Linked DNA regions of Mus musculus: region 2 is linked to region 1. The links are chromatin contacts, found by Hi-C or POLR2A ChIA-PET in ENCODE. All regions are on one chromosome and are shown on one strand. Each heading gives the region's core, a stretch centred on a gene start or an enhancer-like site at or near the end of the contact. The rest is flanking DNA. Distances are from core to core; before and after follow the strand shown. Region 1 holds the start of Arpc2 (actin related protein 2/3 complex, subunit 2). Region 2 holds the start of Aamp (angio-associated migratory protein).

Evidence for each region. A loop is a pair of places that touch in the nucleus more often than their neighbours do. ChIA-PET counts read pairs that join two places held with the same protein, here RNA polymerase II (POLR2A).
Region 2: a map of heart shows a loop between it and region 1 (7-fold over the local background). The contact joins the promoter of Aamp here to the promoter of Arpc2 in region 1. A Hi-C loop is called at or near these places in 15 of 37 maps with a recorded cell type or tissue (adrenal gland, gastrocnemius, heart and 3 more). POLR2A ChIA-PET finds 5 or more read pairs at or near these places in 4 of 5 experiments (Patski and embryonic stem cell).

What each region holds. Positions count from the first base shown.
Region 1 is chr1:74,233,910-74,239,937 of GRCm38, reverse strand. It overlaps Arpc2 (actin related protein 2/3 complex, subunit 2), which reads right to left and starts at 3,421. Exons shown (of 10, transcript NM_029711.2): 1 at 3,039-3,421. The coding sequence starts at 3,112.
Region 2 is chr1:74,281,574-74,287,601 of GRCm38, reverse strand. It overlaps Aamp (angio-associated migratory protein), which reads left to right and starts at 2,864. Exons shown (of 11, transcript NM_146110.3): 1 at 2,864-3,099; 2 at 3,561-3,716; 3 at 4,389-4,508; 4 at 5,052-5,191; 5 at 5,431-5,575; 6 at 5,783-5,866; 7 at 5,960-6,028. The coding sequence starts at 2,979. Pnkd (paroxysmal nonkinesiogenic dyskinesia) reads right to left here and starts at 2,568. Exons shown (of 10, transcript NM_001039509.1): 1 at 2,465-2,568; 2 at 1,592-1,760. The coding sequence starts at 2,531. It overlaps Gm28364 (predicted gene 28364), which reads right to left. Exons shown (of 2, transcript NR_168296.1): 2 at 4,888-5,791.

The DNA.
Region 1 (6,028 bases), core at 2,172-4,671:
TCTTTGAAGAACGCCTCCCGAGAGCTGGGAAGCAGTGCAGGCGAGTGCTTCCCAGCATGTGCAAGGCCCTGAGGACTCAAACACCCTCCCCAGAGGAAACCAGCTCACACCTTCATTGTCAGTAGGCGACCAGCACCGTCCAACGGAACTGTCTGCAGTAACAAGCTCGAACAGTGGGCAAACACAGCAGTCGCTCGCCCCAAGTGGCAATGGAGTCTAAAGATCCAACACAGCTAGTCCAACTCAGGAAACAAATTTTAGTTTTACTTCATCTTTTTATTTAAATAACGGGCCACATATAGTAAGTGGCTATGGTACAGGACACTCCAGAACAGAAAGAATCCCTCTGGCAAAGGCTACATGATCATAACTTCCCTGACTAATCTCTTCTGCCAAGTGCAAAGAGCAGTGTGGGGCTCAGCTCTCCCCACTTCCACCCTGCACAGCCTCTCATCTCTCTGGGGTCTCCGGGCTTCTTCTCTTTAAGCTCGTTATCTTCTCCCAATATAGCGTATACATCAGTCCCTCCCTAACTTCGATAACAGGCTCTCTTCGGAAGGGCCCCATGCTTTCAGCTGCTGCCTGGTATTGGGCTCTGGTGAGACGCACCCATGTTTATGATGAGCACACTAGACATCCTTGTTGACCTCTGTAACCACCCCAGTGCTGCCTCATCTTAAAGGGCGGACCTGGAAACACTTTTTTTTTTTCAGAGGTAGGCTTTTCTTTTAATTTCTTTTCTTTTGAAATAAAGTCTCACTAAATATCCCTGGCTGGACTAGAACCTGTGTTGACCCTTCTGCCTGTTTCCCTAGTGCTAGGATTATAGGAGGGTGCCATTACACCCCACAGAAACAGCCAATTTCAGAAAATCCCCGCCCTCCATAGTCTCTTCTCAAAGACATCAAAGTATTTTTAACACAATGTTTTGAGTGCATTTGTTAAGTCATACATTCTAAGGATGAGCTAGAATAAGACAAAACCTCCTACCTCCTCAGACATTTTACCTGGCTGCAGTGAGCACCCTTACCACCTCCCCCCAAAGAAATTCTAACTTATGCCCTCCAAATTTAAAACCCTATTTTAATCTTTCTGAAAGAGTAAGCTTTTTACTTGCAACAGGGTAGACCAGGCTGGCCTTGCTCTCCTGGTCCTCCTGCTTCCACTTCCCAAGCACTGGGATTACAAGCACATCACACCCAGTCTGGCCTGCCTTTTTCTTTTTTCTTTGATACAAAGTCTCACTAGGGCCTAGAACTTTTGTTCCTCCTGTCTCCTATGAGCTCCTGAAAGCTGGAGTTACAGTTGAATGTGCTTGGACTACAGGCATAGACCACCAACCACAGAACTTTAAGGAGAGTTTTCTAAAAGAAAAAGGGCTACAGAAAGTTCTGAATAATGGGTCACATCTTAGAATCAAGTTATTAATAAGTAAGTGTGAAAGTCCTCCTCCATTTAAAGGCATGCCTCCACTTGAACACACACAGCCATTTATCTTGTAGATCAGCTTGTAACCACCCAGGACTCATTCTTTGCTAGTCAAGACTTGAGAATGTATGTATTAAGATCAGCAGTGAAAATGCAGAAGTTATTTTAACTTCCTCCTTTGTGCTACACTAATTAAAAAAAAAAAAAAGCACGCACCCCCCTCACCCACAGTAAGTGCCCTGTGTTGACTAACTCCAAAACTCAAAATGCAAAGAAGCTGCAGACAAGAAACAAGTGAGGTGCACAAATGCTCAACTGCAGTCCAGGGCAGGAAACAGCATGACACTGAATGCACCAATTCAAGGAATGTCCCATTTTGTTTTGCAGGTAAAATCTGTAACCTTACAAAAGAGACGGAGCAGACAATGTATTCCGAGTAAGTAGTGGGTTCATGCTTTCGATGTCTGTGAACCACAAGTTCATTACAAATGCTTAGAATTAAAGGGGGAGAATGAATGAATTCCCCCTCTCCCAGTCCTCTTCCCTCTGTGGATCGGCAAGCACTTTCCTATTTCTAGTTCCTAGTTCACAGAAAACAGCCTGCACTTATTTCCTAACTGTGAAACCAAAATGTGAAGCCCCACCTTTACCAATGAGGAAATGAGGCAAAGGAATGGCCACAGGCCACCATAAATTAGAACCTAAAACCCAATTCCTCTGCTCAGGTTTTAAATATATTAGAGAGGCAACGCGGCTTTAAGGGAGGAGTTTGCTTTTTTGTGTATGACAGAGAGGGCTGGAAATACGTCCCATATATTAAGATGCTGATGTTATAAATGGTTATCTTAAGAACTTTATAGATTCTGGGAGCAGAAGCAGCTATTAACCCAGTCGGCATTACTACAGAAGAAATCAAAGACCGGGGTCTTTGATAAGAATTTAAGACACACAACCAATAAGTAAATAGAGCAAGCTTGTCTCGAGAGCTAAAGAGAGTGTGGATGGAGAACCGTTGGCTTTGCCTAAAGGATATATAACAAAATGGCTAGTTTCACAGTAGGTTAGAGATTTTTTTTACCCCCCTAGCAGCCTGGGTCTGCTTTCAGTCTTGCCTCCTGCTTTTCCTGGGGTCTCGAGAGATGGGGGTGGGGAAGCAGAATGCTGGTGGCGATCTGGGCCTACACGTTCTTCCCACCTCGCCCTGGGAATTCCTGAAAACTCCATTCAATCCAGCTTCCCCAAAAGGGTCTCTCTGGGTTCGGTACAATGACGGAAAAGACAGAGGGAAGTGCACCCCTCTCTTCCCCCCTGAGGACCGTAGGCTCTCGGGCGTGACTTCTGGCCTCGGCTGCCCTCACGTCCTACAGGTCTCCTGTTCTCTGGCACGCCTTGCCCCTGTCCTCTCGCTGCTTCCGCATCCCTATCTCAGCCTCTCCCCACGCATCTCAGGCCCTCGGCTCACCGCGCCCCGTGGCTTCCCACGTCCATCCTGCCAGGGAAACCCTGAAGCCGCGCCAGGTTCCCGATTTGTCCCCCTCTAGGGCTGGGGAGCTGGACGCCACCCGGGATTTAGCTGGGGTCAACTCGGCCTCCTCCCGGCGTGCGCTTACCCGGCGGCCGCGTTCTCGAACTTGAGCGCGAGCGTCTCCTCGATGATGCGGTTGTTCACCTCCAGCAGGATCATGGCGGCGGCTGCCCCGGGCAGGGGAAGGAGAAACAAGGGCGGTGAGGGTGGGCAATCGAGGGTAGGACGGAGGGAGCGGCCCCGCTGCCCCTGACGAGGGGGGCTGGGTGCGGTAGGTGAGGGGAGAAGGGGACGGGGAGCGGGGTGGGGAGAGGCGGACACACGCGCTGGCCCGGCACGCGCTGCCTGTAGCAGGCAGCCACCACCCGACCGACCTGGCCCCCGAAGCTTCAACCCGCCTGCCGAGCCGCCGCCGCCTCCGCCGCCGCCTTACTTGACGATCCCGGTCCCCGCCCAGCCCCCGGCTCCAGCCGGCCACTTCCGCTCTCACACCCACTTCCGCTCGCCGCCCGCACGCGCGGCCCCGCGGCGCCATTTCCGCTTCGACCTCGCGCGTGCACTCGCCCGCAAGCGCGTCCCGGTGAGGAGGCAGGCAGAGGGCATGCGTGCGCATGCGCCACACGCCGCCCCGCTCCTCCTGACCAGGAGAGTCCTACGCTCACCTGTCATTCCCCGTTGTCCGTACAATCCACCTGCCCCTTTCGCGAATATTCCAGAAGCCTGATTCCACCCTTCCGATATTATTTCAGAAGCCCCCTTAAGAAGCTTGTTTGGGGTGGGGGGGATCCCTTGCTTCCAACTTGTGGGTGCTTTTTGCTCATTCCGTGCTTAGGGCTACCCTGCAGCACCGTTGTGCCTATTCTTCGCCAGCGACTGTTTAGTGGCCATCTCTCCTTCCCAGGGATACAGTGATTAATGCAATAGATGAGGACTTGACCTTCTAAAGCTTATGGTCTGCTAAAAGAAACGCAATAAAAGCCCGGCGTGGTGGCGCACGCCTTTAATCCCAGCACTCAGGAGGCAGAGGCAAGCCTGGTCTACAAAGTGAGTTCCAGGACAGCCAGGGCTATACAGAGAAACCCTGTCTCGAAAAACCAAAACCAAAAAAAAAAAAAAAACAAAAACAAAAAACCAACAACAACAAAAACGCAATAAATTCCACGTTGTTATTGGGCAATAAAGGAAAGGAATCCAGATGGGCCTTAGGGATTCCTGTCATACCTTTATTTCTTTGCTTAAGTGCCGCCACCGCCACCTGTCCTTTCAGCTTGGGTACCATGTTTCCACTTTTTTCTCTTCCAGGAACAATTTTAATTAAGCCTCTTCTCCATGCAATAAAAAAAAAAATTTTGTTTGATATTGATCAGAGGACACCTTTTGGTAGTCAGTTCCCTTCTCTCTCCAACACATGGATCCTGAGAATTGAACTCAGGTCATCGGGCTTAACAACAGGCACAACTTGCTGAGCCACGCCCTGGCCCTGTTTGTCCAGATTTTTGAAAGAGGGACTTGCTCTGTAGCTCTGGCTAGCCTTGAACATGTATTGGTGTCTCCAAGTTCTGGGATTCTCAGTTCACACCAATATGCCTTTCTTACTTCATTTCAGTTGTCTCTAAAAAAATCTTTTTTGCTGCTTGTGGTGAGGCATACTTTTAATCCTAGCACTCGGGAGGTGGAGACAGGCAGATTTCTGTGTGTTCCAGGCCAGTCTGTTCTACACAGCAAGTTCCAAGCAAGCCAGAACTGCATGGTGAGACCTTGTCTCTTGTCTCAAAGCAAATGAACAAATATGGAATTCTAAGATTTATTATTATAGGGAGAGTACATGTGCATCGTGGTTGTTGAGTGGAGGCTGGAGGACAGCTTTTGGACATTGGTTATCTTCTTCCACTGTGGAATCCTGGGATGAAAGTCAGGTCATCAGCCTTGCCTAGCAAGTACTTTACCTGCTGAGCCATCTCTCAAACCCCAAAGCACAAATGTGTATGCTAAGCAATAGAGTCCCACTAGCTTTGCTAAAGATGACACCTACGACGTGTCTAATCTTTGCCTGAGTTATTATTTTTTTTTCAAGAAGTTGACAACAGCATCGTCTTTCTCACACTGAGGCCATAGGCCCCTCAGGTTTAGGCAGGTTTCTGACAGCTGACCTGTCACCTACAGAGGGACAAGACTCCACCCTTAGAAGGTATTTGTGCTGCCCTTTTCTGAGCATGCACAATCTGAAGAGAAGTAAAGTTTGCTTTGGAAAGCACAGCCTACCGGTTCTTACTTGCTTTTTCTTGCTTGAGTCACCTTAGCCCAATCCTTAGACTACTTCCTTCCTTATTCCATAAATATCCCTGAGATCCCTCTTCTGGACTCCACACTGGGTTGCCCAAGGAACAGATTTTAGCAAATAAGGCCATTCAATGACTGATATACTGCGAAATGAGCAAATATGGACCCGATTTGGTCAGAACACCTACAAACATTGCCTGTATCACCTTACCCCAAACATCCCATTCCACAGCACAATTGTTTAGAAGGAATAAAAGTCTTTAAAGCAGGACATGGTGCCTATGCCTCAGTCTTCAGAAGCTGACCAGGAGGATCATGGTGAGTTTGAGTCTACCCTGGGCTAAGAAGTAAGCTCAGGACAGCTTGGGCTGCTGTGTGAGAAACCTGCCCCCAAATCAGTAACAACAAACAAACAAATATTTTAATTATACAATTTGAATATATGTATGTGTGTGTGTGTGTGTGTGTGTGTGTATTTGACATGTTTTCAGATATGTCTTTCAAAGTAACAGGAAGGATATGAAAAGTGTGATCATGTGCCATTGTGTGAATAAGTGTGATTCACAGGCCTGTGTGCATGTATGCACACCACATCCACATGTGCGCCTATTGGAAACACTGGAACTGAAGTTACAGATGACTGTGAGCCACCATATGGGTGCTCTGGTCTTCTGCAAGGGCAACACATGCCCTTAACTGAGCCTCAGTCTTCAGAGCCTTCTCTAGCCCCGAAATCCGATTTCCTGTGGGCAGCGGATAAACTTTACGATATTACAGACATTTTCTACCACAACA
Region 2 (6,028 bases), core at 1,615-4,114, 48 kb before region 1:
TTGGGTCTCCAGAGCCTGCTCCTAGGCTTGCCGTGGCTCCGTCAGCCATCTGGGAACACAGATGGGTCAGTGAGGGAACAGGGAATGAGCAGCTATTTCCACTCTGACCCGCCCCTCCTGGGAACTTACAAATTCAACCTGGCCTCCTTTCCGTGTCAGTACTTAATAACTTTATTTGCATTTGGCTCCTTCCACGGTGTGGAAGAGTTGGGTGCTGGCAGCAGCTTGGGCATCCTGCGCCCTCTGGTGGGCCTCAGGAGCCATGGCCACACAAGACGGCAGTCAATAGTCTAGCACAAGGTTGCAGTGATCCTCACTCAGGTCTGGGCCCCAGACCCAACCTCAGGGAACTGGGCTTGTTGGGGTGAAGCCCTGAACCTCTGGCTCTCATACTCGCCCGTGTTGGACACCCGCATGTTCTGACGAGCTTTCATCTGCTTCAATCGGTCCTTGTCCACTTCCTGCTTGGTGAGGACGAAGAAGAGGATACCACAGGGGAAGCCGATGGCCCTAGGGATGGGGAGATGTGTACCGGGTTTGGGCAGGGACTGGCACTGAGCCAGAGGAGCTAGAAGAATCAGGCCAGCTTTGTCACTTGTACAAATGCTGTGGTGAGACATCTTACGTCTACCTGTCCTTTGTGCTGAGTGCTGGAGGGACCCCACAAACCAGAGCCTCCTGCTGCTGCCTGCTTTAGACAACCGTAATAGTGCTCTATTACATCCTAGCCAACTCCAAACTCCTAGGCATAGTACTCAAAGCCCAGTGTGGTCCTACCTACCTCTTCATTTCTCCTCTGACGGCTGATATTCATGAGTCTCTTCACTTGTGTTGAATGCTTCTGTGTGATAGCCTAAGTAGCCCAGGCTTGCTCTGAGTTAGCAAAGGACCTCCCTGCATACACTGTCTCATGTCCCGTGCCAGACCTCTTTATTTTTCTTTATGGTGTTAAGCTTGTGCACAACCACTAAGGTACATCGACCAACTCTCAGTCTTAGCAGCTACAACTGAAAGAGGGCATTGGTAAGGGCCAAAGAACAGGAAGCCACAAGAGCTGGTGACAATCACAGCTGGGAGCCTCTGTTCCCTCCTTGGAGGGATGGAAATGCAAGGTTTACCTCAGAAAGCTTCAAACGTTATATGGCAAAGTATTGTCATACCTCAGACATTGGATGGAAAAAAATGTTAATTTCCCTTCCTTTTACTTTAGTGAGTGATAATCAGTAATATGTATTAAGGCCAGAATCAGATCCACAGAATTCACAGAAACACGTCTAGCTTCTACACAACGCAATCTGACACTTAATTACTGGGATTGGAATGTGACCCCTGCTCCCAAAGGGAAGGATGAATCCAGTGACTCAAATTCAAATCAGATCAGCTCAATTTGCTCCACAGAAAAGCCACTATCCCCCAATTTTACATATTTTTCCACCCTAGCCCCCCCCCCCCTTCTGAGAGTCCATCCCTTGACTCCAGCAATTTCCTTCCCTTGGATTCAGCTCTCCACCCGCATTTCAGAGAAGTTTCTAGGTCCCCACACCTTTCAATGCACTCCCCACTGGTAGGCAAAGGGAGCAGTTAAACTCACCAGGCTAGCCCCACGGCTTTCATGGGGTTCTTGCCCCTCTTTCTGGGAATGTATTCTAGCTCAGGGGAGAGGGGCTCGGGCTCCTCCTTGCATTCTGGTGAGCTGTGGCTCTGCAGTGCTCTGGTCCTGTTCTGGGAAGCCTTGTTAGCTGTGGCTCCAGAGAGGATCCCTGTGAATGAAAGTATGGCATGTCAGTATGGGAGATGAGGAAGGGGAGTGACTGCAGTCTGGAGTAACAAGTGCAGTGAAGAATCTAAAGAGAAATGGGAAAATCGCCATCGGGTGACACCTTTGGAAGGCTACTTAAACGTCACTGCGGGCTCCTCACCCTGGTGCCAAGGCAGTGAGCTTCGCTGCTGTTCTATTCAGAAGTCAGGCTGGGAAGGACTGCAGAGGAACTCACCGGAGACATACGTATGAAGGAAATCCGGGGAACTGTTTTAAAACTGCAGGACCTTAAGCTATCCTTAAGGATAACTAACTCCATCCCGTCGAAGAGGAAGCTGAAGCCCGAAGACGAGCTGCTTCGCACAAGGTCAAACCGCTAATTACTCAGTGCTAGAACTCAAGCCTCCAGATGCCCAGGGCTCTTTCCTCTGCACTGCGGTGAGTGTGAAACCCCTGGGGCGCGGGAGTCTAAAGGTTTCTTTGGTACCCTCTCTAGCAATAAGACCCTAGACACGCCGCGCAACCTAAACGCAGGAGTTGGACTGGGTGACCTCTAGAGCATCTTTTCACCCCCAGACTCTCTAAGATCTTGCAGAGAGGTGTGGGCAGCAATTGGCATGCTGACTTCCTGCTGTCGCGCTGGGTGGGATATAAAGGAAACGGAATCTTTTAAAACCCTGCCCTCCCGAGGGTCCCTCTCCTTACCCCGGAGGACGCGGGCATTTCTCGCCCCCCGGCCCTTCAGCGCCGTAGCAGCTACCACCGCCGCCATGTTCGGGTCCCACCCCCCTTCACTGCGCTCCCCGTCGGGAATTGTAGTTTGCGTAAGGGGCCTCCCCCGCGCCTTCCGTCCTGCCTACAGAGCAAAAACTACATTTCCCAGAAGTCCGCGTAGCGGGCCCCGGAGAACTACTCCTCCCAGGAGACCCTGGAGGCGCGCACGCTCGCTTGTTTCCCTTCAGCTGGGGGCGGAGTCATGTAAGGTGGAGCTTGGGCTCTCCCGCCACGCCCCGGCCTGGTCATCCTAGTTCTGCCTTATGATTGGCGGCTCTGTTAGTCCACCACTGTCGCCATTGGCCCGGATGCCGTCGCTCTTTCGGCCGGGAGTCACCTACGCCTACTTCCTCCCGGGAGGAGGGGCTCGAGTTCCGCGTCGTCGCGCAGAGCTGACTCTGGGAGGCGTTTGGGCCCAGAGAAGTGGATCGGTAGCTTTCGCCGCATGGAGTCCGAATCGGAGAGCGGAGCGGCCGCTGACACCCCGCCTCTGGAGACTCTGAGCTTTCACGGAGATGAAGAGATCATTGAGGTGGTAGAGCTGGATCCAGGCCCGCCGGACCCGGGTGAGAACTGACGCTCCTGAGGCCACGGGACAAGAGGCGCTCACCCCTGGCCTCTGACCCCTGCTTCTCCCCAGTCCCCCCTCCCCCCTTCCCTACCGGTCGTTCCTACCGACATTTCTCTCCCAGACCTCCTCCCCTACCCCCCACCTTTAGTTTCTAGGCCTGGCTGGGTGGGGGTTCCCTGACGCCTCCCCTAGCCCTTCCCCTCACACACCCCCTTCCCATCATGCCCTCTGTCCTCTCTTCCCACACGGTCGCTGGCCAACACCAGATCTTCAGACCTAGCCTCTCTCCCCCTCCCCGCCCCCCAAGTGCTCTCTTCCTGCTCGGTACGTGTGAGACAACATCTTAACCTTTGGCCACACGACCCACCCTAGCTTCACCTTTTTCATTCTTTAACCCTTACCCCATTCCTTGTATTATCTTTGGAGCTCCATCTTTTAACGCTTCTCTCAAAGCAGATGATCTGGCCCAGGAGATGGAAGACGTGGACTTTGAGGAAGAGGAAGAAGAAGAAGAGGGCAATGACGAGGGCTGGGTCTTGGAACCCCAGGAAGGGGTGGTCGGTAGCATGGAGGGCCCGGATGATAGTGAGGTCACCTTTGCATTGCACTCAGGTAGGCCTTTGAACATCTCAGATCAGTGCAGATGGGCTTTTGAGTATGGCCTGTTGGTCCTAGGCAGCTATTATAAGAGACCAAAGTGAAAGCCACCTACTTTGGCCTGCAGGATATTCAAAGGAAGGGCCATAGGGCACTGGGGTTAAGTGTGACCCCTGGGTTCAAATCCTACCTCTGCTGTTTAGCAGTCTGTCAGCTTTGTTAGCTTTCTGGATCTTGGTATTCTTTAAAATATATATATATATATATATATATATAAAATCTTGTATGAAAGTGAATGGAAGTAACCTAAGTGGAAATTAAAGGTAGTTTACATTCCAGAAGGGGCATTAATAATAATCTCGGATGCCAGCCTCATGAAACTCTCATAACTTAATTCATACCTAGCCTGGTATGGCCTGTCCTGTCAGCTGTGCACCTCAGAGAACGTGGTAAGGGGAACAGCACAGCAGGGGGCTATGCTCCAGAGGAGGTCACAGCTCTGTGGGCTCTGGAAGGGTTTCTCTAACAACCTGAGGCTCCAGACAAGAACTGGATGCAGCTGTCCCAGGAAAGAGCAGCTATGGCTTTGGGGAAAAAGGGAGTGTGCTTCCTGAAGGTTCTGAAAGACAGAGCTCTAGGTGAGAACCCGGTTCCATCCCCATTCTCATGGACTATGTCTTGGGACAGCGTCTGTGTTCTGTGTGAGCCTGGACCCCAAAACCAACACCTTGGCAGTGACAGGGGGCGAAGACGACAAGGCCTTCGTGTGGAGGCTCGGTGATGGAGAGCTGCTCTTTGAGTGTGCAGGTGAGAGGCTGGGGAGGTTGTGTTCCTTTGGATGTCCTGGCAGGGGGCCCCTGAGAATACCCAGCTGCCGTTTACCAGCCTCTGTCTTGTGCCGGATTCAGGGACCCACAATGGAAGAACTGTTTGGCAGGCATTTGGACAGGACATGCTAATAGGCCAAGAGAGGCTGGCTGAGATGAGCATGGTGCTGGGGTAGGAGTAGACAGAGGCACAGAGAAGATAGGCTCTGGTTGCTTAACAGTGGGGCCAGTAGTATCTGTTCTTGGGAAACGGGAGTGCTAGTCCCTGGAGCTGCAGCAAGTTTGGCCCCCTTCTTTGCTGAGGTCCTCCTACTTTCTTTTCTGCTCAGTTGCCTTTAAACAGTGACTAGATGCATGGGTCACTTGTCCCCAACATTTAGGTATTTTTTAATGTTCTTTTTTGCCACCTTTTTAAAGGTTATATAGTTGGGTTGGCCTTGGATGTTGGCAAGGCTGGCCTCAAACTTGGTACATCTCTTAGGCAAACTTGAGTTTAAAACCTGCCTACTTCTCTTTGCTGCAGGCCACAAAGACTCTGTGACATGCGCTGGTTTCAGTCACGATTCCACCCTAGTGGCCACAGGGGACATGAGTGGTCTTTTGAAAGTATGGCAGGTAGACACCAAGGAAGAAGTCTGGTCCTTTGAAGCAGGAGACCTGGAGGTGAGATCCTTGGAGTGAGCTTCCACTCTTTGGGACCTTAAGTGAGAGGGATAGCGGCAGACGGATCCAGATCTAGCCTGGAGAAGTTTGCCTAGAGCCATAGCAGCCCAGCTCTAGCAATGTATCTCTTCGCCTGTAAAGTTCTCGCTGACCTTAGAAGGTCACACCTTAGATGAGGCTCATGGACTTAGGTAGGCTGGGTAGTAGGCCCTGCCTGCTGATCCTCCCTCTCTGATCAGTGGATGGAGTGGCACCCTCGGGCTCCTGTCCTGTTGGCGGGCACAGCCGATGGCAACACTTGGATGTGGAAGGTCCCGAATGGTGACTGTAAGACCTTTCAGGGCCCCAACTGCCCTGCAACCTGTGGCCGCGTCCTCCCTGATGGTGAGAGCAGTTATCTCTTCCTGGGGGTACAGGTGGATCCAGTGACTTGGGGTTACTTCAGTCATTGCAGTCTCCTGCCCTATACTTGGTCTTACCTGTGACTCCAGGGGGAATTTGGGGACCCCCTACACTATCCTTTCTGCTCATTCTTTCCTTGGCGTGTCTGAGTGTCCTCTGTCCTCTGGTTATCCGTGCCTTGGTCCTTAGGGAAGAGAGCTGTGGTAGGGTATGAAGATGGTACCATCAGGATCTGGGACCTCAAGCAAGGAAACCCCATCCATGTACTAAAAGGTATCAGAGGGGGCGGGGTGTTTTCCTTGGCTTTGAGGGAGGAGCCTGAGCCAGGTACAGGACTCAAAACCTCTGTCCACCTGCTTGTTCTAGGGACTGAGGGTCATCAGGGCCCTCTGACCTGTGTAGCCACCAACCAGGATGGCAGTCTGATCCTGACTG